Regions from separate parts of the Mus musculus genome. Here region 1 is linked to region 2. Evidence: chromatin loops called from intact Hi-C (ENCODE). Cell type or tissue: left cerebral cortex. All regions are shown on one strand. Each heading gives the region's core, and the rest is flanking DNA. Links, peaks and the distances in the headings are about the cores only.

The links. A loop is a pair of places that touch in the nucleus more often than their neighbours do. Peaks named below come from ENCODE experiments on the same cell type or tissue, not always from the same donor. Only the 100,000 strongest peaks of a DNase experiment are listed, where the experiment ranks them.
Region 1: a loop joins it to region 2, with 2.0 times the contacts of the local background. A loop is called at or near these places in 3 of 42 quality-filtered maps.

Annotation. Positions count from the first base shown.
Region 1 is chr19:56,810,844-56,825,639 of GRCm38, forward strand. Ccdc186 (coiled-coil domain containing 186) reads right to left here and starts at 11,356. Exons shown (of 16, transcript NM_170757.2): 1 at 11,145-11,356; 2 at 2,152-2,846. The coding sequence starts at 2,840. In left cerebral cortex, for the core only: a CTCF peak has its summit at 9,111 (motif pointing left); a DNase peak (open chromatin) is centred at 9,853; H3K4me3 peaks cover 267 bases.
Region 2 is chr19:57,002,037-57,016,832 of GRCm38, forward strand. Afap1l2 (actin filament associated protein 1-like 2) reads right to left here and starts at 6,539. Exons shown (of 19, transcript NM_001177797.1): 1 at 6,115-6,539. The coding sequence starts at 6,130. In left cerebral cortex, for the core only: CTCF peaks have their summits at 5,495 (motif pointing left) and 6,625; DNase peaks (open chromatin) are centred at 5,485 and 6,566; H3K4me3 peaks cover 1,367 bases; H3K27ac peaks cover 1,174 bases.

The sequences.
Region 1 (14,796 bases), core at 7,585-10,084, 190 kb before region 2:
AGCTGGGTCACTGAGCAATACTACTGATGCATGAGGTAACAGAATAAAAAGGGTGGAGTGGTATTTTCCAGGATCCAGAAAGTAGATAGAGGAGCTTAGATCCACAGGGTACAAAGTTCCAGGTTCAGACAAGTCCTGGGGATTTAATGTACAACACAGTGGTGGTAGGGCTGGGTGTAGTAGAATACACACCCAGCATTAAGGTCCTCTAGCACCAAACAGGGAGAAGAGGATGAAAAAGAGGAAGAGGAGGTGAGAGAAAGAATGAAGGAAAGGGAGGGGAAGAAATGGGAGAGCAGGGCATACAGCAAGACGCAGACCCAGAAGGAGGAGGAAGGAAACGGTATTTTAAACAGGAAATTTTCAAGAGTGTATCTTAAAGGTTTAAGAAACACACAGGTAACTAGCTATATGAGAGGATAAACATAGTAGCCAGCCTGATTGTAGAATCATTTCCAAATGACAATATATACAATTTTCCCAGGAAAAAACAAACAAAAAAAAAACTCAGTAAATGGGAATTTAATCAAACATCTGGAAAAGGATGCATTTATGAAATTTTCAATAAAGGAACTGAAACTTAGTGATTTCATAAAAAAATTAAATGCAGATAAAAGTTAAGAAAACATCTAGTTGCTTACCTGAATCAACAATTGATTTATTTGAAATTGAAAGTATTATATGTAAAGCAAAAGATCAATGCAGGTTACAGTAACACTTATATGACACCTCACTATCCACAAAAGTAACACTGGGCAAGCAGAGTCTCTCACAGGAGAGAGCACGGACTCAGACTCCACAAGTTCCAGGCTGCTGCTGGGCCACTCCCTACTCTACTGCCCGCTGCTCCCTCTGCTGGGTGGACAAAGAACGTGTTTGTTTTTACGCCTAATACTGTTTAGTTCCGTCCAGCAACTTGCAGCCAGATGATTTCCTGTAACAACTGATAAAACAAGTCAGAAGCTTGGCTCTGTAGATATTTCCATCTGACCCGGACAAGTTTCTTAATCTGCCTCAGGTACCTCATAAACCTAAGGACGAGTGAGGGTAGGACGTGTTGTCTATCTGTGCACATTCCATGAGTTAACGTGTGCACCAGTCACATGGTTAATAGTAAGTGAGATTATTAAATGTATGTATCTTAAAATGTTTAAGTGCTGTATAAGCTGTCAGGATCTAAGGAAAGTAGGAAAGGGCATCAGAAATAATCACTGTGTGTGTTGGGGGGGGCGCGGGGGGTGATGGGAGTAGATCCAGACTGCAGGGGAGTGAAGAAGTTACCCCAAGCCTAGAAGGCCCGGGAGCACAGATGTCTGAGCCATGGAAGCACAGAGTGTATTAACAGGATTCCAAGTTGGATCTAAGTGAGCAGAGGTGCTCGTGAGAAGGCACTGCCGTTTCACAGACATGTGATTCCCCAGAACCCACACAAAGGCAGACAGGAGGAACGTCTCCAGAACGTTTCCTCTGGCTTGCACATGTGCAAAACCCTCACATCATAACACAGCCTTTTTCTTTAGAAAATTTAAATTTAAGAAAGATAAAATTAATGTAAAAAAAATAGAAAATGAATACCAGCAGATTGAAGTTCACTGGGAAAAACACAATGAGTGAGCACCTTTGGGGCCATCTGGTGGCTTTAACAGAATAATATGGAAAACAACAAAGCAAGGAGAGCCAGTACCTATAAAAGAGCACTCAGGGCGTGGTCTGTGTGCCCTGTAATCCTCAGCGTAGTGTAAAAGTGTGTAGTTTAGTGAAAGAGAGTATGTATTATTTTTCTTTGTAACAGATTGTAACAGTATGCCCAAACTTATATATCACTTTACTATAAAATGTACAATAAAAATACAGAATAAATCCTATTAGAAACAGGCTGAAGGAAATCAAACTTATCAAAACATTCTCCCGTTCTCTAAATTGTAAGCTTCTGAACTTAATTCGTGACTTTTCATTTCCCTTTGAATTGATTTTGACACACCGCTCCCTAGTGAACACACACTCTTCACTGCTGCTTTACTACTGTAAGCAAGCACAAATGGAAGCTGCCCAGTTACTTGGGGAAGTAGACCAACTCTGCAAGGCTGCATTCTGAAACAAAGGCGGACAGAGTCCTCTCCTCGAGGTGGGGGGCCGTAGCAGCAGACTTACTGTTTAACAGTGAGCTCCTGCTGCAAGTACCTGCTGTGCACACACTTCTCAAACAGGGCTAAGGCCTGTTCTCCTTTATTCAGTCCATTTGGGACTTGGTGGCCCTCTGCAAACTCAGCAGATAAGAGCTCAGATTCGATTTCTCCCAACAAATCGTCTGAGGCTGAAACAGTCTTCATCTCGGAAATGAGTTTCCTGGTGCAGTCTGTGTCGTAGAGGCTTGCTGAGGCCGTCTTTGGATTAGCGGCTTCTGCGGGTGCAGATGACTTTAACTCTGCCAGTATCTGTGTTACTGTCTGTTCTGGCTCCTTGGTTTTTGACACTTGTTCTGTAAAGTCTCCACCAGGAAAGTCATCTATTTGTCCAGAATCTTCTGGGCATGTGTCTGTGTTAGCACAAGAATTCTCACCACTGCCACAGTCTGGAATATGGCTCTCCTGTACTTCGATCTGACTACAGTGTTCATTAGTCTGACATAAAATTCTGTCAGAGTCCAATGACAATAGTTCAGCTCCTGTTTCTAATCTGCTGCTTTCGTCACCAGAAACTGAGATGCACGAGTCATCCCTCAACTCCGATGTTTTCTCAGTAGTTGCATCAGAAGAAATGGAGGCTATGTGTTCTGTCTCTGACATGCTGACTGGCACCAATTCACTTTGCATTTCTTCAAATCTGCTCCTGATCTTCATTTACATCTAAGAAATCAAATTTAAAAAATTAGACTAAGACACCATGACATGCCCATGAAGTGTCCCATTCATAATTCCTCTAATAAGGGCCTCCCCTAGAGACAGAAGAGAGATACCCAGAGTGGACACAACCAGTGGGGTCACCGTAGTGACCCCCTCTTTTCTGTCATGGGCCAGCTGGCCTCTCTAGTTAAGGGGCAGAGCATGTCATGGGAAGGTTAGGAAGGAGAATGGCCCCCTTCTGTGGGCACACACTACTTAAGCCCTTTAAGGAGATGGGCAAAAGGACAGCAGCTAAAGCATTAGGCAGCGGTCTCAGAGCAGGACACCAGCGAGTGATGACAAAGCTCACCAAGAAGGAAACCTAGAACCAGGACCTGCTTCAGTGCAGACCGAGCGGGGACTGACCTGTGTGTGCCAGGGGCAGCTTCCCCCTGACAGGGGCCTGGGGCGTTCCCCTGCTTGTTTCTAAGTAAGCATAAGCATTCTCTTCAGTGCAAATCTACCCTGTCTAGGTCAGTAAGAGCAACATTTCATTTGACTAGGTGAGAAGACGCTAGCTATTACATTATTTACAAAGGTTCCTCCTCTCTCTTCTTTATGGGAAATTAGTCAACTTCAAATTTTTCTCTGACATACAGAATACAAAATCTTCCACCAGAGGCTGGAGAGATGGTACAGCAGTTAAGAGTGCATACTGCTCTTACGAAGGACTCAAGTTCAGCTCCCAGCACCTGTGAAGGACTCAAGTTCAGCTCCCAGCACCTGTGGTGGGCAGTTCACAACTGCCTGTACTTTCAGTTCCAGAGGATCTGTCGCCCTCTTTTTGCCTCCTCTGGAACTGGTCTCATATGCACATCCCCTAACCCTGACACACATATACACATAATGAAAAATAAAATTTAATACAAAAAAAAAAAAATCCAGCCAGGCAGTAGTTCATGGTGTACACATTTGATGCCAATACTCAGGAGGCAGAAGCAGGTGGATCTCTAAGTTCAAGGCCAGCTTGACCTACAGAGCGAGTTCCAGGACAGTCAGAGCTGCACAGAGAAACGATGTCTTGAAAAACACAACAAAAAACCTAGTGGTCTCAATGAAAAAACTGCCTGTGACTTTGGCCATGCTTTAACAGTGCACAGACAGGCAGATGAGTTACCAGAGATGAGATTAAACTGCAATTCTAATAAGGAATTCTGCTCTGACGTATACACATGGGAAAAAAAAGAGTCCATTTTATAACAGGAAAGCACATGCTTACTTCAAGCTTTAAGAAAGGCGATGATCAGAGTACACTGAGACAAGAAGAGATGACTGGCTGCATAGACCCCTCAGCACTAAGCAGGAGGGGATTTTGCTAAGGGTGAATTATAATAAATCCTAAGACTTGTTGTACACCGTTTGATTTTACTGTATGAGTCCCAGCACCCAGTGACCCCTCAAATTCTTGCTGACCTAAAGCTTGCATAAAATAAGTAAGGCTAGTGCTTGAAGAACGTTATCCCAGGACTGCGGAAAAGAGTCAAGTGTAAGGAAGAAAAGGCCATCTTGTCTGTCAAGCATGCTGTTCCTGTGGACCACCTGTGGAGACAACGATTACTGCAGACTTTTAGAACCTAGGCTCCCAATCACTTAATCATGTATCACCTACCTCCTCCAAATGACACAAATGACCACCACCGTGCTGTATACGTTTCGCAAGCAAGCTGGTATTGATAGTAAAGACGTTAGACCAGACAAATAAATGCAGTGAACACTTGAAAATCTCAGTAATTTATTCCAAAATCTTGGAATAAAAAAAAAATGAATCTCAGGCAGGTACACTAGCCTCAGAGCAACTTACAAACTAGCTCACTCAAAGTGACTCTGTTTAAAGATATAACCTGTGATATGATATACAATATACAGCTCACTCAAAGTGAAGCTCTTTAAAGGTACCACATGTGGTATGATACACAGTAAATGTAAGATATACTACGCTACTGCTAAAGTTAAAATCTTACAAGTGTAAACCTGCAGTGGCTTTAAACACCATAACTGCTGCTGTTGTACCAACAGAGGCTGAACTCACAGCAGACGAGTACGCGCTGGCTGGCAGATAAGGAGTGCCTTCAGAAGAGAACAGACGACAAAGGCATTGTGACTCCCCAGCATTCCGTTAAGTAAAAAGACATTTGATCAACAACTTTAAGAGTTTTATTTGTGTGTCATGATTTGTCAACAAAAACCCACATCCTTTCATTCTGCTTCCTTGGTCTCCAGGGCTCATTCATTTCTTTCTCCCTTCATAGCAGTTACCCAGTGAGCTGACTGAAGCAGTAACTCATAGCTGATGCCTAGATGAGAGTTTCCAGTCCTGCACCCTGAGTTACAGACATGGAATTGTCTATCCCCTCTTCATGCTATATTAGTCTACCTGAAGAGGTGCTCCTATTGGAGCTTTCTCCAAAGTCTTAAACTCAAGCTGGCTAACCCTCAATCCTGCCGCTAGTACTTGTAACTGAGTACCCATGCACAGCATCATGTGCTTGGTCAACAAACATCTCCCTTTGCTCCCGCTGCTTTCGGAATCTATTAATCTATTAAGCAATTGTTCTCCTGCTTTTCTGATGCTATCCCCTCCCTTCAACCCAGCCTAGGCCTCGTCTCACACCTGGAACACTTAGTTTCTTGATCTCATTCAATTCTCTTTCGATAATCTCAAATCAAAGGGCAAAGTAGATAACAGAAGGGCAGATTATTTGTGACAGTCATGGGGGTGAGACAGGCTTGCTAAGGGAAGTGACAAATCAGCAGATTTAGAAGTGATGAAGTATGTAGTATCCTGGCTGTCATGAAGTGACCCCTCCACGGTAAGAGAGCAAGTGTGCAGGCTAGGAAGCTACACTACTGTCCCACACTTAGCTCCTCTTCAGTCATCAAACAGCCAGCTCAAGTCATGCACCCAGACCAGCCTCTCCCTTCTTTAAAGTTTCAGGTAATGAAATCCTGTCTCCACTCTACAGAGGCTAGCCAGAGAAAAGACACAAGCCTGTCTCCACTCTACAGAGGCTAGCCAGAGAAAAGGCACAAGCCTGTCTCCACTCTACAGAGGCTAGCCAGAGAAAAGACACAAGCCTGTCTCCACTCTACAGAGGCCAGCCAGAGAAAAGACACAAGCCTGTCTCTCTTGGGAGGAGGGTTAGGCAGACACTGATACATCAAGCAGTTAGGGGCTAAGAGTTTCAAGTTTTCTTCAGGGAGAATAGGATCCGCCCGCCCCCCCCCCTCCTTTTTTCCTATTTTCTTTTAATGAAATCACTACGATTCCTGAGTAAAGCAGTTATATAAGTTTCCAAACCTGATCTCTGCCCACATTCAGAAAGTGCTGCTGCTCTACTGCAATGTCTTGCTCCACCAAGTCACCCACTGCGCACACTGTCCATGGATTGCCCCGTTTTTCCTTTCAGTCTACCCAGAGACTGATTACGTTTGAGGACTTAATGCCCTATCTTTCTTCAAACCATCCCTACTACAAACACAAGAGCAACCTGTACAGTGGAACACACTGCCTACACTCATGGAGAAGATACGGCCTTTCTTGACCCTTCTGAAGAGACAGCCACCTTTTAAATGACTGCAAGAAAATTTACTCAGAATTGAAACTTCTGTAAGATCAAACAAGAACAGTAATAAACAGATAAACCTAGCAAATGCACTCTGCACAACATTTACTACCGTCTTTGCAAATACTCCTCAGTGCTTCACAAAGACAGAGGAACCCACTGGCTCTCTGAAATGATGTGGGGTGGACAGCATTTAGTGGGCAGGCTGTAGGGAGACTTCTAGTGTACAGACAGGGCAGAACAACAAACCTGTCTTACAGTCTACAGGAGCTTCATCTAGGTAACAAATCCAAACAAAACAAGCTATTTACCCAAGCTTAGAATTTGTTTTGTGTGTCTGATCAATTAAAGACTAAATCTAAAAGACAAGAAACTTACACAGTGTCTCTCAGTAAGTCATGACCTGTAAAAGGGTCATTATACAAACTGGCATCTGAGAACCATTACAACTGCACATTTGTTTGTTGATGTCCCAGTGAATACTGACAGGAGACCAGAGGAAAACATGTTACAGAGGACCTGTGCTTGCATATGTAGCAAGGCAACACCAAGGAGTATGTAAGAACTGTGCAAACAGAAACCAATCGACCTCATGAGAAGCTCATCTGTCCACCACTAACTAGGCGACAGGAACGTCAGCCGAGTTCCCTACAGGCATCCCCAGTTAGCGACGCTCATGTACAGCAATTTGGATACTGTCCAAGAATTTGGGTTTTTTTTAGAAGGAATGCTGTCGTGAAAATTATGGAAGATTAAACAGCCTACTACCAGTAAGCTACAAAAGGAGGAAACAGGAAACGTAGGGAAGAGCTGCAAGCCTGCCTCAAGTGCTGGTACAGACCAACCTCAGTCAGAGACACACACAGATACACACAGTAAGTGTGCTCACTGATTACGACATGCACTGCTATTCTGACTTTGTAATAACTGTTGCTTCTGAGGAAAAACACCTGTAATCACAAAATTCCTCCCAATCCCTCGCTGTCCCCATAGTCCTTCTGTCGCTGACACAGCAGTACAGGCCTGTGGCAGTGGGAACTGGGCGATCTGACTGCAGTGCAGCAGCTGCAGCCATCCAGCAAAAAGGCGCCATGCCAAGCACTATCCCAGAGCCTCTTGCATTCTTTAATGAACACACTCGGATTTCTAGAAAGTTATTCCACACAAAACTACATAACTGAAAACACTAACAGCTTTCAGTACTATTTCTGGTTTCCCATAATTAGTCTATAAGAACAAAACCGTAGGCTGGCTCACAAAACTATAAATAGAAACTGAATTCAATCTACAGATAATTGGTAACAAGTCATCAAATGAGCATCATGCAGAGGAACCAACTCAAAAATAAAGTCCCAAGTGTTCACCTGCCAAACATGCACAGGGCAGCTTTTCCATATGGACGCTGTTGTAGGCATTGGAACATGGTGCAAAATAAAACAGGCACCCTCAGGTGCAGGCCTCAGGTACAGTCTGACTAATACTGAGCCTGTTAAATCTTTGTTTTGCTGCTGTGAAATGCTGAGACCACAGATCAGAATCCTTCCCACTGTAGCAGTATAAAGCAAACCAACATTTCAGGATAAAGGCTTGGCTTTAAATCCAGTTGAATAATCTTAGTTCAAATATTTTTTATAATTTTTAGATTTTGCACCACTCCGCCGCCCCCCAATAATTCTAGCTGTAGACCCACCCTTCTCTAGTATGCATTGACATATGCAACCGAGGCTTGGGAGATCACTTATTTAAGTCAATAAAATGGTTTCCTGTCCTTTGTAAGAAAATATAAATACTTTAAGACAGTCTTTGCATATTTCCCAAGGGGTTTGAAAGTAGCATAACTAAAGTCACTTCCTTTCCTTTCCTATCAGCTCTAGCAAAATTCTGGCCCGTCATCTCAAGTCAAAAGTAAAAAATCAAAAAGCATCCAATCAGTATCTCCTCATAATCCCTAAATAGTAAATGCTGACACACTTTGCTAGATTAAGCTTTTAAACTAAAATAACAAAGCAGAGAAACAGAAGAGAAGCTGTGTAAGAAATACTAGTCAGTCACATTTCCCGGATGCAAAGAGCCGGGACTGGGGTTTCACAGAAGGCAAGCTTGCCTAGACCCAGTCTTACTTTAAGAGGAGAAAGCTAAGACTGTTGTTTCAAAGATCTCTAGAACTGGTTCTCCAAGAAGGAAGACTTCAGAGTCAGCATCAAGCCCAACTACAGTTTGAATGTACTAAGTTGCCTCAGCTCTCTAACGGTCACACAGACGGCACACAGCCCACAGCTGCTCCTGTCTTCTTGAGTTTCCCCTACTGTATCTTCAGTGAGACACTGGATAGCTGATATCTTGCAGCAGTAACACTCTCACCTCTGAAACAGGCAACCATGGTTTGGGTACTTTAGACTCTAAAATGGCTTTTAAAGTATTGAGGCATAACATTAATACAGAACTCTACCTTGAAGCGACTTGTACAGAATGTATCAACTGCAATAAAGTCTGAGAAAAACGTAAGTACTTTTATTTAACCGTTCTTTCAAAAAAATCTGAAAATGGGGCTGGAGAGATGGCTCAGCGGTTAAGAGCACTGACTGCTCTTGCAGAGATCCTGAGTTCAGTTCCCAGCAACCACATGGTGGCTCACAACCATCTATAATGGGATCTGATGCCCTCTTCTGGTGTGTCTGAAGACAGTGACAGTCTACTGATATATATATAAAATAAATCTTTAAAAAAAATATGAAAACCAAATATCAGAAAAATGAATTCAATTAAATAGAATTTCTACATTTACTAAAAGAGTTGTACTTATGCCTGAATTTGGTTAATTTGGTAAGATTTAAGTTTTATTAAAAACAACACCTATTTAGTACTTACTACATAAGCCTACAATGAATGACCAGCTCAAGCTTTAAGAAATACACTCATGACAGTTACCATTATCCTAGAGTTTGCTTCCACTACGCTCAAGACAGTTGGCAGTATCCTAGAGTTTGCTTCTGCTCTTGGTGTCTACTGCCCCTTTACCTAATAGTTTACTTCTTGGATGCAAACTCTCCATTAAGCAAGTTCAAATAAGTTTGAAATGGTGTAAGATTACAGGAGCATTTGTAGGTCTAAATTATCTATCCTGTTGCTGCTTTTAAAATAAATACTAAATAAAACTATTGTAAATGAAGTGATGTTTATGAGAAAAATCAAAACCTGACCTTAGTCATTTAAAGACAAAAAAAATAAAAGAAAAATTTTAGTTTTATTATTAAAAACAAACAAACAAACAAAGCAGAATTTGAAGTTGAATATTCTTTCTTTACAGTGAGTTGAATGACTTTTGTAAACCAGGGTAGATGCTGTCAAACGGAAAGACAGTTTTCTCAGTGAGGCTGCCTGGGCTCCCAACCATCACAGCTTCCTCAGAGAGCTGGGCTGAGTGTTCTGTTCATCACAGTCACTTTCAGGACTGAACACACTAAGGAATCAGCAGCAGCCATGCTGCCGCACTGCACAGCATCAAAGAATAAGTCTTTGGTTCCTGTGTGAAGGAACTAAAGGTTTATGAGTGCCCCTTCTTCTACCACTCAGGATTTCAGTCTGGAAAAAAAAAAAAAAATCAGACTGGGAAATGTCACCCTTACTCCATGGAACCTGTTCTCAATCAAACACCTTAAGTTTCTATTGTTTTAAATTAGAAAAGGCCTTCAAAAAAACTAAACACAGTCCCTGTGTCTTCTGGTAGCCTTCCAAAGTCATACTTACCTATTACCCTGTACAAAGGAGAAGGAAGGCCTTGGTGCAACAGTACAAGATTATGGCCTGCCCAAAATCTGCACATGGGAACATGGGAAGACCAAAAAGGAACCATAAAAGAAGTAGGCCAATCATTACTGTTGTTTCATTTGTGTAACCATTAATTAACGAAGAGCTAAAAAGTAGCTGCACACGGTGGACTTGATACACAAGACGCATCCGTTTCAGTATCACTTGTCTCTGGGTCCTTAATCTCCTTCACAATTAAGTGCACAAAGGCCACATCCACGCTAATAAACCTAACACTTAACAGACCGATTTTCCTTGGGATGGCTGGCTACACGTGCACTTTGAAACACTGTCATAACTGATTTGTTTCATCTTTTCCTCAGACAAGCACCCTGTGTACCACTTCAGAAGAAAGGAAAAGGCTGGGACATCAAAGGACCGTGCGTGACACTGGGTCTGAGACATCTTTTCTGGTTCGCTGTCATATTTTTTTACTGTAGTCTTTTCTGACTCTAACCCAGGTGTTCTGCGTACAAACCCGAGTCTCCTCTCTAAATAACAATCAAGATGTGAATATTGTAACAAGTTACGAATTGTTGGCAGCTGAGCCATCATTCTCCCCGCGCGCTGTTTCCCTGGGATTGCTACTTTGAGGATAGGTAGAAGGGGAGAGAGAAATCTGAAATGGTTTCCCTACCAAGGTGAAAATATATGAAAATACATCGGGATCTTTGGAAAAGCCGAACGCTGCGGACCGCGTCCCCGGAGATACCGCGCTGGTGCGGCGGGGGAGCGGCCGCGCCTCCGGGCACAGCCCCCCGAGGGCCCCGCCAGCCCCGTCACGTCCACGCGCGGAGTTGCGTACAGCCCGGGGCTACCACCCCGTCACGTCCACGCGCGCAGACCAGCGCTCCCCGAGCGCGCCCGTCCCGGACGCCCCTCGGCCACTCACCGTCCGTCGTCCAGCCCCGGGCCGCACCCTAGCGAGGCCGATGGAGCTCCGGCTCCAGGGCCGACGAACCCATGGCGGCGTGTAGCCGACGCGGAGTGGGTGAGGAAGTCACGCGCGGAGACCACTGCAGATCCCGGGCTCTCAGCGGAGGTTTTCCCCCAAAACCCCTGCGGAGCTGACACATCAACAAAGATGGCGGCGACGCCTAAGCCGGCGCGGCTACAGCTGAGGGGGCGGGGCTCCCTGAACGAGCCAATCAGCGCGGCGCGGACCGCGTGACGTTAAGCACCTGGAGGCGGGCGTGGTTTTCGAGGCGCCGCCTCCAGTCCTCGCGGTTTCTAGAGGCCCCGCCCAGCATCTCCGTGCCACCTCCACTTAAGCCCAAGGAGGCTGTAGCAGGCTGTTGTTGTCCGGTTGGGCCACTCTTTCCCTTTCCCGTCCCAAGCCGGTGCTTTCTATCGGAAGGAAGTTGCCATCTTTTTTTCTTCACCCTTTGGCCGGTCATCTAATGAGTCAGTGGCATAAAGTAATAAAAGAGAACTAGAGATTGTGGCTTCCCGGTTCTGATGGTGCAAACTTTGCGCTGCCTGTGGGTGAGCCAAGTCCGCAGGAGCAGCTGACTTGGGCATGCGAGCTTCATCTCTGGGAGAGAGCTCTGCAGGGTTTCCATAATAATAATTGACCTGGGATCTCCAAGTGGCACCGAGTGCCATTGTTTACTAGTAAGCTTGTTAGTGTGCTCCACGCAGAGGACCTAAGCCTGCCTGGGCTGCGTAACCCATCCGGTTGCATGGTTGCACGCAGGTTGTATATTATAGTGACTAAGCCCAGTTGGAGGAGGTAGGGAAGGTGAGCAGTTTTAGTCTGGAGGTTTTGCAAACCACCTCTGTCCGGAGAAAAGATGTGTTAAAGTTCTGGGCCGTGTAGACAGTTGTAAGTGAAAATAGTTAAGACTCGTCTTCAGTGGCAAGTTTGTAAATCCAAGCATATTACTGTTAAATTACTTTCATAATTGCTGAGGAGGAAAATCTTCAATGTGGTATATTACTAACCCTCTGTCTTTTTTTAATCAGAAAATGACAACTCCCTCCTCAAATTATGGTAATGTATTACAGTACGTTTTACAATTAAGGTGCGGTGGTGACTTGAATAGACTCATGTATTTGAATGCTTGGCCCATAGGAAGTGGCACTATTAGGAGGTGTAGCCTTGTTGGACAGGGTATGTCATTGTGGAGGAAGGCTTTGAGCTCTCATATAAATGCTTGAGCTACACCCAGTGTGAGACATATTCGGTCTCCTCCTTGCTGCCTTCCAATCAAGAGGTAGAGCTCTCTGCTCTTTGTCTCTAACCCTAACCCTCAACCCCCTGCACACTGCTGTGCGTCCCAGCGTGATAATAATGGACTAAACCTCTGAACCTGTAAAACCAGCCTTGATTAAATGTTGTCTTTTATAAGAGTTGCCTTGGTGTGAAGAGTGTCAATTCACAGAAATGAGACCCTAACTATGGGTTGAGCCGGGAGTAGTGGCTTACAATGGTTATCCAGGCATTTGGGAGGTGCAAGTAGGAACCACTTAGGGTTTAGCCTGCAGGAGACCCTTTTCCTAAATGCATACGTATATACATACATGCATGCATTCATACAGACATACATAGGTTTTCTTACTTTGAAAAGAATGGCTGGACTTTAAACATTCCTAGTAAGGTATGTTATCCCAAAAGGAGGGAAGACACACTGAGTTGTTTATCTGTTCATATTGTTAGAAGTAACATTAGCATTATTTCTGAAATGTACTTCAGAACTTATAACTGGTAAGAAAATGTATTAAGCATGTCTGGGAAACTAATTTTTTAAATCATAAGAGAGAAGAAATACAGGTGTAAAACCAAAGAGATGAGATGGAAACGCTGCAATCTGAAGTGGAAACGCTAAGGGTTCTTTGGAACGTGCTGGATGGTGTTCTGCTGGGGCAAACACATGAAGGAGTGTTCCGTTAAAGTGGACACAGGCATGAAAGGCTAAGTGAAGGAATGTTTCCCTGAAGCAGACACAGGAGAGGATGCTAAAGCAAAGGCTGGGGCCTGGCTGTCTCTGCTAGGTCGTGCCACCGCTGCTGATTTCCTGCTTGCTATCCTGACTCCACTGAACTGAACTGCTGGTGTGTCTGTGAAGTGTTTGCACGTGGATCGAGCTGCTGCTGTCTTTGAACTGTGAAGTGAACTGATGATTTCCTGACAACACAGATGGGAGTTGCTCCAAAGAACCTTTCTAAACAGGTCCACTCTCCCCCCACAACCCCCATATCCTTTCTTTTCCACTAACTCTGGTGGGTGGTGGGCTCCAAGGGAGGCTAAAGTGTTTAAGAGCCATCATTAAAAATCGGTTTTGAACAAGCTAAAGTTACAGCAATCCTACATTTGGATTTAGAAATATCACGATGAAATTGGAGATTTATTTTTTTCATGGAGAAGTCGGTGCTACAATATTTGCCTTAGCATGGGGGAAGGCCTGGAATTCAGTCCTGGGGGTGATGGGTGACTACTGAAAAGAATCCCAACAGCCTAACGCACACCCTTACTCTCCACATCTCTATTTTCCACCAAAGAGCCTGGACTGAAAAGTTACAAGGCGTGGCTACGAGTTTGGAGCAAGAAGTGTGTAAAATAGCGTAGGACATATTCTGTTCAGAGGTGGGGCATAACGACTTTCTCCTCTATCACATTGTGTGGAAAGGGGGAAACTTTACGGGGCAGAAATGTAATAAATGTCAGTCATATGATGACGCCTGTTATTCATTATTGTGAATCATGTTCATAAAATGTATCAGACAGTATCCTACAATAAAAGTGTGACTTTGCCTCTGTAGTCTTCCAAACAACTCATACTCCATTCCTATCAAGTGCATCAGACAAACCCCAGGACCAGGAGGATGCTTCCAAAAGCCTCCTCGGTGCTCCTGGAAGCTGTCAATCAGGAGAAACTGCCTTGGCTATGGGAAGATAGCTAAATGTGATGTTAGATTCTGGCTAAAAAGATGTATAGAAGCAGGGCAGGAATCCGAACAAATCATGGGCTTCGTTAATAACAGCAGTTTCAAACATGTTTGTTTTAGGAGAAACTGATTGTAACCTCACCAATGAGAACTCTTCTTTTTCTATATTCTAGAAATTAATAAAAATGAAGAAAAGATAATGACCGGCATGATAGCTGAAGGAAAAGAGAGAAAAAGAAATTAAAAAAGGAAGGACATGACTGCTCCTAGGTATGGTGTAGTAGGAGGTTTATTATAGACATGAGGGAGAGCAGAGACAGAGACATCTAAGAGAGTCCAGAGGGAACCTGACCCTGACCTGGGTTCTGTGAGGAGCCGGGGAGAGGGAGAGCCAGGAGAGAAAAGGGTAGACAAAAGCCTGGAGAACCAACATGGCCAGATTATATAGGGAAAGGCAGCTGGGGGAAGAGCAGCCCAGACCCTGGGCTGGAGAAGTTTAGGGGTTGGGGGTGGGGTATGCCAGTCATACCCTGTAACAGGTAGGGACTGAGGGATGCTGGGAGAACCTATCAGCCAGGTCCAATTTGATATATTAAATAGGCACTCAACCATTCGTCCTGGGTTTGAGACATAACAGTAGTCCATGCCTTTAAAAC
Region 2 (14,796 bases), core at 5,409-7,908:
AGATTAATTGACTTGCCCAAGGTCGCACAGCATGTTAGTAGCAAAAGGTACATTAGAAGCTGCAGCCCCTACATGCCCAGGCTGGAGCCTGGCTCCATGGTATCCATCCCCCTAACCCCTCCATCCACGGCATAGGCTGAGCCAGGTCTGTACCCAGGAGAGCCTGGAGGCCAGGTAAGCTGCTGCAGAGGGCACAGGCAGGCTCATACTCACAAGCAGAGACCTGCAGGATTCTTCTCTGCACCACCAGACAGCAACAGCCCTGTGCTGGAACAGACAGAGAAAGCGCTCAAGACCCTGCAGCCGGGGGTAGCCAGGGGCAGCCAGGGGTAGCCAGGGGCAGCCGGGGGCTTTTCCTTCCTCACTTCTGGAAGTGAGCTCAAAGATTTCATCTCATTACCTTTGTGAACCAGGTCTGCTCTTGAGAAGCAGGGCACAAGGCATGGGCTCTGTACAGGAGACACTCATGAGCCATTCACTTGTCCTTACTATGAGCCTGGTAAGAGGCCAAGGGCTGGTCACTCTGAAGGCAGACACAAAGTCCCTATCTTGACAGAGTATAGCCTAGCACGTATAATAAATCTGCATATAATCATAAGACCGAGTAACATTAATTCAGGACATTTGTTGCGTGTCTACTGCATGTCATGTATTGATGAGGTCAGATCTAAAGTAGTAAGGGACCAGGGAAGCTATGGTGGCATATGGAAGGCAGACACGGGGCTGGATCCTGAAGATGGTGGAGTTTAACTCAGTAGCGAACCCCTTTCCTGGCAAAGAGACCCTGACAAGATCAGGACATTACTTCCAGGAATTTTTTTTTCCTAGATGAATTCTTCAGCAAGAATTCTCCTTTTAAAAACTCAGCTTCCCATATCCTGTCGCCGACCCTATGAACGGTCGCTTGCCCTCTTTGGCCTCAGTTGCCCCGGCTCTCAAACGGGTCTGATTCATCTCCTATTGCAGACCCTGGCACTGGCCTTAACAATCTTTGGAGACACAGTGACATTCAAGTCCTTCAAAAAAATGAATTCCTTCCATACTTGCTAGCATTCTCTTTCCCACTAAGTCTGCGACTCCCCATCTCTCCACAGGAAATCAGTTTTATTTATAAGAATCATAATCCTAAACTGACCTTTGCTGGCAATCCTATCCCCCCACCCCCACCCTACTCTCTTTCCAAACACATTCTCCTGCTGGAGAGTCCTCAGTGACCACCAAGAAGGGAGCGAGGCCAGTGGTTGAGAGGCCACAGAAGGGACACATGACAGTTGTTTTCTGGGGTGGGGAGGGGAACTGAGACCTGTAAGTTCAGTGACTAGCCCACAGAGGCACGGCATGTAGGTTACTGGGTTTCTTGGCTTCTGTGTTCCGTGCCACTGTGCCTTCCCCTCTGGTGGCAGCCACAGTGCCCTTCTCCCTAGCTTGGGAGGAGTCTCCCTCCCCCCTGAAGGATAGGGGAGCATTTCCTTTATAGGAGCATTTCCTGTCATTAAAGGGGTTTGGAGGAGAACTGGCACGGCTTTCTCAGCTTTGAAGCTCTCTGGCCCAGCCTGGCCCTTTAATTGTGCTGGAAGCAGCCCAGTTCCCAGAGCTTTTACCCCATCAGGAGAGAGGAAGGGCCCGAAGCGAAGCCCTGGCTCCTGCTCTTCAACACCAGCATGACCTCTCCCATGTTTTTTTTTTTTCTGCTTTCAACCATTTCGCTGCCAGGCTCCCACACAGGGAGCTTCAAAGTCAGCGGTGCCCAGGGTCAAGTCCAACGCGCAAACTCAGAGCTCTGGGGCTGCGAGGCATGGAGACTCCGACACTGTTTTAAAACAGTGTTCTCGCGCATCTGTTCAAAGCCTACAATAGCTAAAGGTGAATCCCATCAGATTTCTGCAGATAATCCCAAGATGCAATGGAATAGTGAGAGAGCGCACGCACAGTAGTTCACTCCGGTCTTGCTTGCGGGTTTTTTTGTTTTTGTTTTTGTTTTTGTTTTTCAGGTTGAGGATTCTGGTTGGCTTTCCACAGCCATAAGTTCTGTGGCCTCAGAGTTGGCCAACTGCAGATCCACAATATGAGGGGTGACATATGGAAAGGCTCTGTTATGGATGGTGTGCAGTTGCAAGGACATTAAATGTGTACTGATTTCTTTGCCATTGTTCCCTAAACACGACAATACAGCAACTGCACCCACTGTAGTCTAGAGATGAGGTAAAGCAGTTGGGAAGACAGTGTGCCCCATATGCAAATCCTACATCACTTCCAGGACTCGAGCATCGTCAGAACTGGGTACCCCTAAAAGCGATTCTTCCGAGGAGGAAGTGGACTTTCCTTTGCATGTTTGCATGTGCACGCATGTGGGCCGACGGCATGTAATCCTCTCCAATTGCTCTCTACCTTACAGTTTTAGGAATTAGAAATTTGTCTCGTGGGGATTTGGACCTGGCTGACTCGGCTACAGTGGCTAGCCAGCACACACGGTCATAGCTGGCTTTTTACACAGGTGCTAGGGTCTTGAACTCAGGTTCTTGTGCTTGCCCGGCGAGCACCAACGGAGCCATCTTCCCAGCCTCAGCCTACTCCCTCTAGTTATCTATTTTGACGTTCCATTTTTTTTAAAGTAAATATGCTCCCTCAATCTTGGGTCACGCTGGAGTCACCCGAAGGCCCTTGAAAGCTGCAGTGCCTGACCTACGTCTGAATGAGAATGTCTGGTGCTCGCCTGTCTTCTTGTGCCACACACATTTATGGCTCCACATACAGCTGAGGTTAAGTCGGCCGCTACAGGGTCAGACAGCAACAGGTAAAGGGCTGAGCAATTAGGCACGGAGAAAGAATTCCTAAAGGGACATGATTAAATTATCCATGGGCTTTATTTCCCTTAATTATTGATTATTTATCTTTTCTTTTTAGACCTTCTCTGACCACAACTCTTAAGATTACCCGACAAGATTCCTTCCCTGACCACATTGTTTTCTGGACAAAATCTCACTGTTCTCCCCTTGACCCCCTGCACCATAAAGCCACCCCAAAAAGCGGTGGTCAGAATGGAAACCCAAAGGCTACAGAAGGATTTCCCCCACAAGCCATTACGCCCATCTAAAATGAAGTCCGTATATTTCAGCTGGGCCAGTTAGGGTCCAAGGGTGATGCAACTTCAGGAAGCTTTGGCGTGATGCTCCAAGTGTAATCCACAGATAGTAGGTCAGTCACTTGGCCCTGGACCCACTCACCAGCTGGGAGAGCAATAGGAACCAGGATCCTTGACTGCATGGGATGAGGTCAGCCAATGGGCTCACACACAATGATACAGGATGCTCTTAGGAGAGTCATAAATATATAAACACTCAAGGATGGGAATCTTTTCAAGGCACCCTGTAGGACTTGGCACAGACTCCTGGATACTTGTAGGGGTCTTCTTGCTTATACCATGCCAAAGAGATTCCCATGCAAGGCATAGCAACTTTGCCAACATTTATAACTTTTTTTCAGAAAAGCTCCATCCCTCTGAGAAGGGACACACATGTATTCCCCACACCCCTTTGGTTTGATTGAGAAAGTCATGGTGCTGTAGCAAAGGGGGTTGGAGAGGACTGGGAGAAAAGTTTGGCTGCTTTTCAATATTAGGTATTTCATCCATCCTTCAGCTCCCTCAAGACAGTTAGCCCAGAACCTAAAACTATGACCTGCCATGGGGAGGGTGGGCAGTGGGTAACAGAGAGGCCACGGGCATGGAAAGTTTATTGTCCCACCATAGCAGCTTTCTAAGCTTTTCAAGTCAAAGACAACACTTTTGTTCTCTGAAGACAAGAATGAGCAAGTCTACCTGTGTAGGGAAGAGAACTTAAAATTGGGAATATGAAAGTATTTAAATTTAAAACTATGTCAGATGCCATAAGAGTTTTCTCTGATCAATTTTACAAGAGCCCAGATAAATCTTGTTTTTCTGTTCAACTTTATCATTTAAACCACCATACCTACTTATTTGGCAACTACTCAGTTTTACTTTTAAAATACTGGGGGGGGGGGTGCACTGAAGACCAAACCTGGGGTCTTGCACATGCCAGGCAAGATCTCTAACCCTGAGATACACCCCAAAACCTTTCAAAAAATGTAAAGGCCCCAGGCTCTGATAAGCAGGAGCAACCTGGTTTATCATTTAGCATTCGTTTTGCACAGACAAGAGTTAGCATTCATTGCGAGTTCCCAAGACATGACTGATCTGCCTTTCCTGAGAACTGAGACTGAAACTCGCCGGGGGGGGGGGGGGGGTCCCCACACTCTTCCCAGAAAAATTAGCAGATATGAGCAGCATGACATCAGTGAGATTTGAAGTCCTGTTTCCCCAGAGTGGAGCTGAAGAACATCCCATGTATTCTCTTTTACAGTCCAGGCAATTCTCAAGTCAGCACACTCATTGATCTCTAAGACATTGATCTCTAAGACATAGATCTATTTCCAAAACACAAACGCTCTGACCTGAAACCAAGTTCCCTTCAGTTAGCTGGAAGTCCCTAACTCATCCCAGTAGAGAATGAGATTTTCAGCTCCCAGGAGAGAAAGATAAACTAAGCAGATTTTACCCAGTAAAGAACTAATTCAAAAACTACACCAAAAAAACCTGCTCACAAATCCTAGATGCACAGCTGCCCACTTGTTGCCTGGTCTCTAACTTGAACCAGTTTGCTGCTTGGGCAAAGAAGCTTGCAATTTGGATCTTCTATTTGGGGCCAACATCTGCTTCAATGTCACAATCCAAGGAGCTGAAGCGACCTTGGAAGTCGGGATTTCCAGTGAGGAGACGCCCAAGGCCCCAATCGGCTCCCCCTCCTCGCCCCCAGGTTCCCTCCCTAAGTGGGGAGCAGCAAGAGCCGCCTCTCTTCTACCAAGAGAGGGGCTGTGGCCGCCAATATTCGAGACTGCATGAGGGCAACTTCAGCCTTTCCCTCACAAACTGACCAGATTCCATCAGAACTAAGACAAGACCTCCCGGATAGACGGGGGAGAGAGGCTAAGTGATTTCTCCTGGCGCTCCTCCCCTACCCCGCTGACTCCAGAGCCCTGACCCTGCATTCACAGGTGAGTCACTAAAAAGACTACGTTAGGAAACTAAAGCCTGCCCGCACAGTTCCCTTATGTGAGTTCCATAAATAAGAAACCATAGAGGGAGATCGAGATTCCTTGGCAACCTGAGCGTTTGCCTTATTACCCTCCCATGGGAAAATAAGTGCAGAGGCAGAATTTCCCCTTGCAGGCTTAACTTAGACAACCCCTAAAAAGAGCGAGTACAAGACCCTTTTCCCAGAGGGAGGCATGTAGGGGCGCACCGACGCATCTGCCTCAGGGGCAGCACCTTGAACCCCCTTTTCAAAGGACCTACTATCTGAGGTTTCTGGATTCCAGCCCTGGGGCTCCAAAACCCTTCGGGCATATCCGGACCGGCCCTCCCACCATGGTTTGGCCAAGATCCCTGGCCAGAGCCAAATCCAAGCTCGCTCAGCTGCCAGGACGCCTACGGGCGCTCCACCTGCTGGGCAGTCCACTGGGCTCCTAACTCACACCCCCCCCACGCAGCTTTGGGGTGCAGGATCCGCAAAGGGCATGGCGAGGCAGGTTACAAAGTGGTAGAGAGACGGACCTTGTCAAGAACAGAATAGCACGCCACCCCACCACATTAGGAGTTTTTTCTGCTACCGGACAAGACTTTTCCGGGAATCTGCAAGAAGCCCCTCAACAAGGCAGCATCCATAGAAAGAGCCCTACAACTCGCCCCTTTGCCCCCAGCAGCCCCTTACTGTTGAGACCTTACTAGGGCCCCCCTCGACTGTAGACATCTTTTCCCCAAGGCAAACTGAAACTGGGGGTGACGGGATGGCTCAGGACACACCCTCGGTTCTCCAACAGGTGAGAAGCCTCACTTTGACCTCCAAGCAGAGACCTCTGCCCCAGGGGCCCAGGAGTATCAAATAGCACGGACGGCATTCTACGCCCAGAAGCCCACCGCCCTGTTCGTGACTCCTCGGTCGCCCTCTCTAGGGCTGCGGTCCCTTGGGCGTAGACTGTCCGTTCTGGACACCTGAGTCCGGGATACCCGGAGCAAGTAGGTGCGCCCTGCGCCCTCACCTTTGTAGCGCTCCATCCCGGGCACGGTGTGCGCTGCTATCGGCTCCGCGCTGAGTTCTCCGCGCTGGACTCCGCGCTGGGCTCCGCGCCCCCGCTGAGCGCTGGCCCCTCCCAGTGAAGTCACGCTCGCCGCCCGACCTCCCGGAGTGGCCGCCGCGCCCCTAGCCCTCCGATCCTGACTCCACCCGAGCCGCCCTGGACCCCGCCAGGGATCTCCACAGCCGGTCAGGACAATCAGCGCTCTGGTCCTCACGCACCCCGCACTGGGCTCCCCGTCCCGAACGCAGATCACTTCCTCCAAGTTGGCCCGAGGGCGGCGGCGCGAAAGAAAGAGCCTGGGACGTCCTCAAAGCCCGGGGAAGACTCCGGGAACAGCGAGCTCCCGTAGGTCTCCACCAAGATCTGTTTTCTCCAGTGTTGAGACTGCGAACCCAATGCCGGGAGGAGGAGACTGAGGGCCAGCGGGGAGGTGGAGACGGACCTAGAGCGCCTCCTGCTTGATCCATCAAGCCAGTGCGCCCACATCCTGGGCCCTCCTGGATTAGCTCCTTGAATTTAGAAGCCGCTGGGGGCCGGCTTTCAGTCCACCTTGCCTGGCACCTGTACATCGTGCACACTTTAGAGCACAGGAAATGACCTCCTTGTAGCCTGCTGCCTGAGCCCAGATTTTATGGGCGTCTTAGCCTAGGCTTTCCTGAGGAGGATTACAGTGTCTGGAGCCTCCTCAGCAAGCCTGGTCTTCAAGAAAAGATGGCACCTGTCCGAGGTTATTTTCACCTCGGAACACATTTAATCCTTTTCTTTTGATTCCCTCCAATCCTTCCAAATTCCTAAATCCTCTCCAAAGATTATGGGGTTTTTGTTTGTTTTGTTTGTTTGTTTTTGGTTTTTCGAGACAGGGTTTCTCTGTATAGCCCTGGTTGTCCTGGAACTCACTTTGTAGACCAGGCTGGCCTCGAACTCAGAAATCCGCCTGCCTCTGCCTCCCAAGTGCTGCGATTAAAGGCGTGCGCCGCCACGCCCGGCTACGTTTTCTTTTAAACTTTCGGATTTCACTTTTTAAACCATGCTTGGACTCTCGACAAAGGCCCGGAATATACACTTAGGGAAGGTTTGTTGTTTTCCGAGAGCCCCCTTCATGCTTCCTTGGAGCAGCAGAGTCAGCTTTGATCTCTGCAGATCTTCCGCCCAGCGATCTGCACAAACACTTTTCCTAGTTAGAGCAGCAGCTCACGTGAACAGAGCCCTCCTAGCCAGCCAGGAGCCTCGCTCAGGGCTGCAAAACCCCAGCCTTTCAGTTTGCCCATTCACCCTGAGGTAGCAGGTCGCTGTCTGTCTCCTGTAGTATAAACAAGTTTAGGGGGAAGGGGGTGGACAAAGTCACATGGGAGGAGCCCTAGGGATGCCTACTTCCAAGTCTTATGTGTGTAGGTCAGAGACCTCCACATGCCACATGCACATGAACACACATGCAAGTACACACACACACACACACACACACACACACACACACACACACACACAGTTGGCAGCAAGAATGGGCATCTCCCAAGAGAATCAGGGTAGGAAGAGGTATTCCGCTGGCCTCCTGTACAGTAGCCCTCAAACAGTCGAGCAGCTGTGTTTCTGCCTTAGTGTTCTCATTCCTACCCCTTTCTTCCTCTTGCAAATGGCCCAGCAGGGCACACACCCTCCGTTCTGTGGTGGTTCCAGACTACTCTCAGTGGAGCCCTGGGTTTTCTTTGAAATGCTCAGTATTGGAAAAGAAGCCTCAAGTCTGTGGTCACTGGTCACTTTTGGCCAGACTCCTGCCCTGCCTGCTGAAGCTGAGTGAGCAGGTCAGGCCCCACTCAGCAGGGCTTCCGAGCTAACCTTCACACTGAAGGCTGAAGAAAGCTTGGCCCTGGCTGACACCCCTAGGGTTAAAGGGTCTCCACTCTACAAACGAGCACACAAAGAAGTGAGACTTGTGTAATTTTACAGAGTCAGGACACAAACCAGGCAGAGCCCAGGTTTCCTGACTCCAAATCCTACTTCCCTCACAGCCTTTACCTCAGGCTTTCCTGTGACATTAACTGGGCAGTGCTGTTCCCCCAAATCCTCTGACACCTGTTTCTGCCCTTCAAGAAAGCATGGCACCCCCTTCTAGGCCAGCAAGGCTCTCGTCCGTGTCTTGCCAAGTTCATTAACCCTTCCTTGTCTCCAAACTGGTTATAGCTTCCCTGAATCCTCTCCAGACATACAAAATATTAAAAATGCAGTTCAAGTCGATCTAAACCTGCAATTCACAACCCTTTTCCAGAACAAAACTGAAATGGCAGAACTACCAAGAGGAACTCCAGGCAGCCAGCCCTCCCTGTGGTCTCCTGGGTGTTGTTGAACCTCTCTGCCCTTGGCAACTTTGTAACTTTCACAAAGGAAAGGCACTGAGTTTCTGTCAGACACCTGGAACCAAGAACAGTGCTGAATCCTATATCAAACACCATTGATATTTAGTGTGCTAACCAAGCCAGCCACAGAGAAAAGCTTATACTCCACGGACATGGTGAAGAGAGAGGACAATACAGGGCCTGAGCGGGACAGAGTCTGATCACAGGAATTCATCGAGCTACTCAGAATGGCAAGATTGTTTGAACCTGTGAATTACATATTTCTGGAATTTTCTATCCAATATCTTCAGATTGCAGAGAGTTTAATAAAACTGTTAAAAATAAAATCACAAGTAAGGGAGTGTTATTGTAAGTCCTAAACTAATTATTAGCAACAAAGATGTCTTGTCTTGCATTTGAGACAGAGTCTCATGTAACCTGGTTGGCCTTATACTTACTATGTAGCTAAGGATCACCTTAACTCCTGATCCGCCCGCCTCTGCCTCCCAAGTGCTACATTGTCAGGAGTTTGGGGTTTTGCTTGTTTTTCCCCAACCACAAAGAGGCTTCTCTAACTGAGGGGCCCAGGAGGGGGTGTCCAGTGGAAGGTGTTGCTTTATAAACCATACCCTCATTATGTGCACGGCAATTCAGGAGGCCTCTCTGTTTCAGTGTCAATCTTAAGTACTTAAGTAACTTGCTCACCGTCAGAGGTGGGCAGGGGCCAGGCAGTCACCTTACAGCAGGCTTCTGACAACAGCTCTGACCCAGGCTGGGGGTCACAGTCATGACTTGTCCCTGTCTCTTAACTTGATCTCTATTTATTCTTTCACAGCCGCTCAGAAGCCACCCCTCTTGGGGTTAGACAGGTGGCTCAGCAATTAAGAGCACTAGCTGTTCCTTTAGAGTGCCAGCTTCAACCCCAGCACCCACATGGCAGCTCACAGCCATCTGTACCTCCAACTCCAGGGCATCCAATGCCCTCTTCTGGCTTCTGCAGGCACCAGGCATGCACATGATGCACAGACATACCTGCAGGTAAAGCAGGTAAAACATACACATAAAAAATCTAAAAGATTAAAAAGCCCTCCACCCCTAACCAGTCCCTGCTCCTCCATCCAGCTTCACCCTGTCCTCGGCCCAGTCCTCCTCTGTGGTCCTTTCAAGCAGGCTGATCCCTCACATTTAAAAAAGACATTTTATTATTTTGTTTATGTGCATGTTCAGGTCCATATATGTGCCACCAGAGGCCAGAACCAAGGGTTTTGATCTCCAGGTCCTGTGAGCCCCCTGACGTGGTTCTAGGACCCAAACTCAGGCACTTTTAAACCACTGAGTCATCTCTCCAGGCCCTCGAGGCTGCTGTGTTGAACACGGCCCCCAGCAACGCTCCAGTCCTACTGTTGAATGAGGTGATAGTTTTCCACAGCTGTGACAAATACCCGAGGAAACAACTTAAGAGGGGCAAAGATTTCTTTGACTCATGGACTCAGCGATGATAGTTCAGGAGGCTGGCTCCATTGTTTCTGGGCCCTTCAGTGAAGCAAACATCAGTGTAGAAGAGTGTACTGGGACAGCCACTGTCCTTGCTGCGCCTGGAAAGCAGCGACACAAGGAAGGAGTCAGGGACAAGATAGATGTGTGTTTCCCGTGCACTTGGTCCTACTTCCTCCAAGGAGGCCCACCTCTTCCCCTCCCCCACCTCTAAAGAATGCTGTCATGAGTCTATGGGTGTGAGGGGTGATACACTGATTAGGTCAGAACTTTCATGGTCCAATCACCTGTCAGCAACTGGCTGCACAGCTGGGACCACACCCTCAGCACCTGAGTGTTGAATTTGAGGTGATAGTTCATATACTAACAGAAAAAAAAAATCAATAAATGAATGGTTATTTAGGGTTTTTTTTTTTTTTTCTCACATAAGGGAAATATAAAACCCACAAAATGTCTTTGCTGGTTCAATCGAGTGAGACAGGAAGGTAGCAGGTCTGGTTATGTAAAAGTTTTTTGGGGGGAGGTGGCATTTGAACCAAGACTGGGAAGAATGAATGAATTATTATTATTATTTTTTTAAAATAATGTTTTCATTAGGCTGGGGATGCAGTTCGGTGAGTAAGACACTCACTGCTCAAGTCTGAGGTTCTGAGCTCAGAACCCACAGAAATGCAGGCTCAGGCACACACATGGGAACTCATAGCACTGTAAGAGTTCACAGTGCTCCCACTGTGAGAATTCACAGTGCTCCCACTGTGAGATTGGCTGCCACGACCTGAGAGTCCCCAGAATCTGGAGGGCCAGACAATGTAGCACAGGAAGAGACAAAGGACAAAGAGAGCCAGTCTCAAACAAGGTGGAAGGCTAGGACAGACAGCCCAGGCTACCCTCTGACCTCTATGACCACTGATTCACAACTCATACATGCCTTATTCAGGGCTCTGTAGTTAATTATGACACAAAATGAACATCTCCTGGGTCTGGTGGTCAATGCAGCAGCATTCTTGCTATTAGACTGTTAGGAACATCTTACAGTGTTACATTTGAAGAAACTGAGGCCTGGGTTTGAGGTAAGAAATGTGTGGCAGACACTTAGTAAATGAAACCTCTTGGCTAGCATGTCTAAAGTACTCTAAAATAAATAGATAGATAGATAGACAGACAGATAGATAGATTCACAGAGAGAGGGAGGGTACAGAAAGGGGGAGGAAGCAGGGAAGTTGGAGGCAGGACTCCCAGCATCCCGTGAGTTCTGTTCTGTCACGGTCTATGGCTGGTGACTTCATGAGAAAAGAAAGACCAATTCAGTGCAGGCCTGTGGCCCTCGGGGTGATGTAACCTCCTCCTTCCCTCAGGCGTGACTAACAGAGGTGAAGGTTGCTGACCAAGAGACTGCGGTGAATGCAGTGTCTTCCAGCTGTGCCTCTAAAAATCCTCAGTTCAGAAAACAACCTCTACTCTCATAATGACTTCGTGTGTATAAATGGGGCATTTGGTGTATACTAATTCCCTTATGATATCTGCATGAAGTCAGCAGAGGGGGAGTCCCAGAGCTACTGATGTCATTTGGGGAAGTGTGGCCAGAGGACACTTCTACTCCACCGCACAGGGGTCACAACTCCAAGAATGAGTAAATTTCCTCTGGTTACAATATGGTCCAGGGACCACAGCCCCAAGCTCTGTAGCTGAGTGTCCTGCGTCCTCTCCTTCTTCCCTGAAGCTGTAAAGACACAGCTGTGCAGAAGCACAAGGTTTGCTACCCTGATCCCGCACACAGCTTCTATCTGGAGCCACCAGGCCGGCCTCGCCCATCTGTTCCTTCTCTGTTTTTGTAAATCTGGACTTCGGACTTGGAGATGCCACCCACATGTCCCAGAAGAGATGAGAACTGACCCACCACCCACTTTTCTTCTCAGGAGGACGCATCTAGCACGCAGCTACTCTCTGTAGTCAACAGGAGTCTTGAACTCTCAGTTGTGCTCCCCCCCCCCCCCCCCCCCAGCGCTGGGAGCCAGAGAGGGTCACAGCATGAACAGGGGCTTTTCTCTCCTGTTGTCTTGTTTGTCCCTTTTGTTGTTGCCAGCAGTTGCTTCACCCACCTCTATGCTCCTGGCTTCCCATTCTCTGCTGTGATTTTCACACTCTGAGAAACTCAGGGCTGTTTGGAAACTTGGGACCAATGACAGACCTGACTTTAAAAGTGCAAGAGCCTAAAAGTTACACAGCTCCTGTTCAGGGTTCCAGCATGGATTCACTTCCTAGATGTGATGCCACCACCACTGTGGCCACTCTCCTGCTCCTTCTTTTTGTCTCCTCTCCCTCCTCCTTCCCCCCTCCCCCTCCCCTTCCTCCTCCCCCCCTCCTTCCTCTCCTCTCCCTCCTCCTCCTCCCACCTTCTCCTCCCACCTCCTCCTCCTCCTCCCACCTCTTCCTCTTCCTCCTGCTCTTCCTCTTCCTCCTGCTCTTCCTCTTCCTCTTCCCTCTTATGATTACTAAGACCATCTTTTCCCATACGAATCTCTGGCAGAAAAGCAGGTAGACCAGACCCGGTGGCCCAGATTACTAGGAGTCTCCAGACAGGGAAGGAGAAAAGAATCCTTCCTTTATGTCAGGAAGCTTCCTTATGGGCAGAGCAGTGCCTTCCTCAGCCCGCAGAGCCCCAGGGCTCGAACCCTTCCAGACCCCTAGCCACAGCCTTTCCTCTCCTTCAAAGCTCCCCAACACTTCTAAAGAGATTGAAGATGGAAAGGCCTTTGATACTCATGACAGGCTCAGTCAAGATTCATTTCTCATTTAATGGTAGAAAGTAAAGGCCATTATTTTAGGGTTGCTCCTCCAAACAGGCTCTGGAGCCATGGGAAGAGAAACTGCATAGAGACTCCGGCAGTTGGGTTTATAAGTCTGTTGTTGGCCCACAGTTCTGCCACAAGCCTGGAGCCCTTACACTGACTCATCTGCTTCTCCACAGCAGGGACTTCCCCCAGTACCTGTTGCCAGCCCAGTGTGGCACACCCAGGCCTCTTGGGACTGCCTGCATACCAAGCCAGGCCAGCAAGCTCTCCTCCAGTTAGCATGACCAAGCTTCCAAGTATCTTGCCGTGGGATTTCAGAACACCACTCGACTAGTATATAGACCTGAACCTGGCTCCTGCATGGGTGAACTCACTTTAGATCTCTGTCTCCCATGACTAGATGCTGGAATGAGGTAGAATTTCAAGTCATTTGCCCTTTAAAGTCACTGAGGGGTTCAGAAATGGAAGTGGGAAAACACTTCTTTACCAAGCAGCCCAAGTCTTGCAAAAACAAGGTGTTATTAAAATCCGAGGGGGGGGGGGAAACATGGGCCATTGTGAACCCTTCTTACAGTGGAGCCCCTTGGAGGAGCAGAGAGAAACTGGGTAGAGTGGGCTGGAGAGTATAGAATAGGCATTGTTTTAACAACCCTGCACCAAGATGGTTCCCTAGCAGGCCTGCTGCTCCCTGCTCTCCACTGTCTGCCCTCAGACTCTCAGCATGTGTCCTTTGTAAGAGTGCTGAGATAGCTCATGAGTTAGCTCACACACTCATGCGCAAGGTAGGAAAAGGGCTTCGAGAGGCACATGAACAGCAATAGCAGAAAAGAGGCCGGGCTCTGTACCAGTCATTCCTGACCATGGTACTGAACAGAAACCCAGGGTTCTAAGGCTCCACCATGCCTGGGAAGGATGCCAACCTGGTCAAGTCCATGTCTCCTGCTCTGATTAGAGGAAGACTTTCTAGAGTCCCTGATACCAGGCTCTCCACTGTGACCACAGCCCACCACTTAGCAAGTACCTACAGGTCCTTTGTTAAGTGAAGGCGTGAACAGTGGACTTCTGCATAAAGCTACTGTGTCTCCAGGAGAACAGAAGTGGGCTGTTGTGGCCTGCATGTCTGTAATCCCAGCACCTGGGATTTCAAGGCCAGCCTGAGGCTACATAGTGACATCCTGTCTTTAAAAGAATGGATCTTGAGGGAAGGTAATAAAATATCACAGTACATAAATACATATACAATGTATATATATGACATTAACATTTCATGGAGGCATGATTAGCATAAAATATGCAAAGGACTCCTCAGAGGAAGCAGCGACAGACAAAACATTGGGAAACATTGGCTCACAGGCCTGGGAGTTTAGGTTAAAGTCTTCCTTCTGTTTCTTTCTAGCTGGGTGACCTTGAACGACTTTAACAGTTCTCCATTGAAATGTTCTCCATTTCCCCATTGAAATGAAAATAAAATGATACCTGTGCCCCCCTCCCAGTTTGTTGTAAGGATTACATGGTGAATACTTGGTAAGTGTTGGCACCCCACTTTACAGCAGACTTTACATGCCTTTAATCTGAGATTGCTAAAAGACAGCTAGTATGAAGACCTGTGTAGTGACCCAGCAGGAGCTAACCCCTCTGGCTGGGTGGTTTGAATAGGAATGGCTCCCGTAGACTCAGGTGTTTGAATACTCTGTCATTGGGGACACTACATGAGAGGGGTTGGGTGTGGCCTTGCTGTAGTAGTAGAAGAGGTGTGTAACTGCTTGGGTAGTTGGAGGAAGTGTATAACTGGTGTAACTTTGAGGTTTCAGAAGCTCGGTCCAGGGCCAGTGTCTCTGTCTTCCTGCCGCCTGCTGATCTGGATGTAGAACTCCCAGCACCTTCTCCAGCACCATGTCTGCCTGGGTGCCACCATGCTCCCTGCCTTGCCAATGAAGATGACAAGGCAAGCTCCAATTAAATGCTTGCTTTTACAAGAGTTGCCGTGGTCATGGAGTCTCTTCACAGCAATAGAACACAGACTAAGA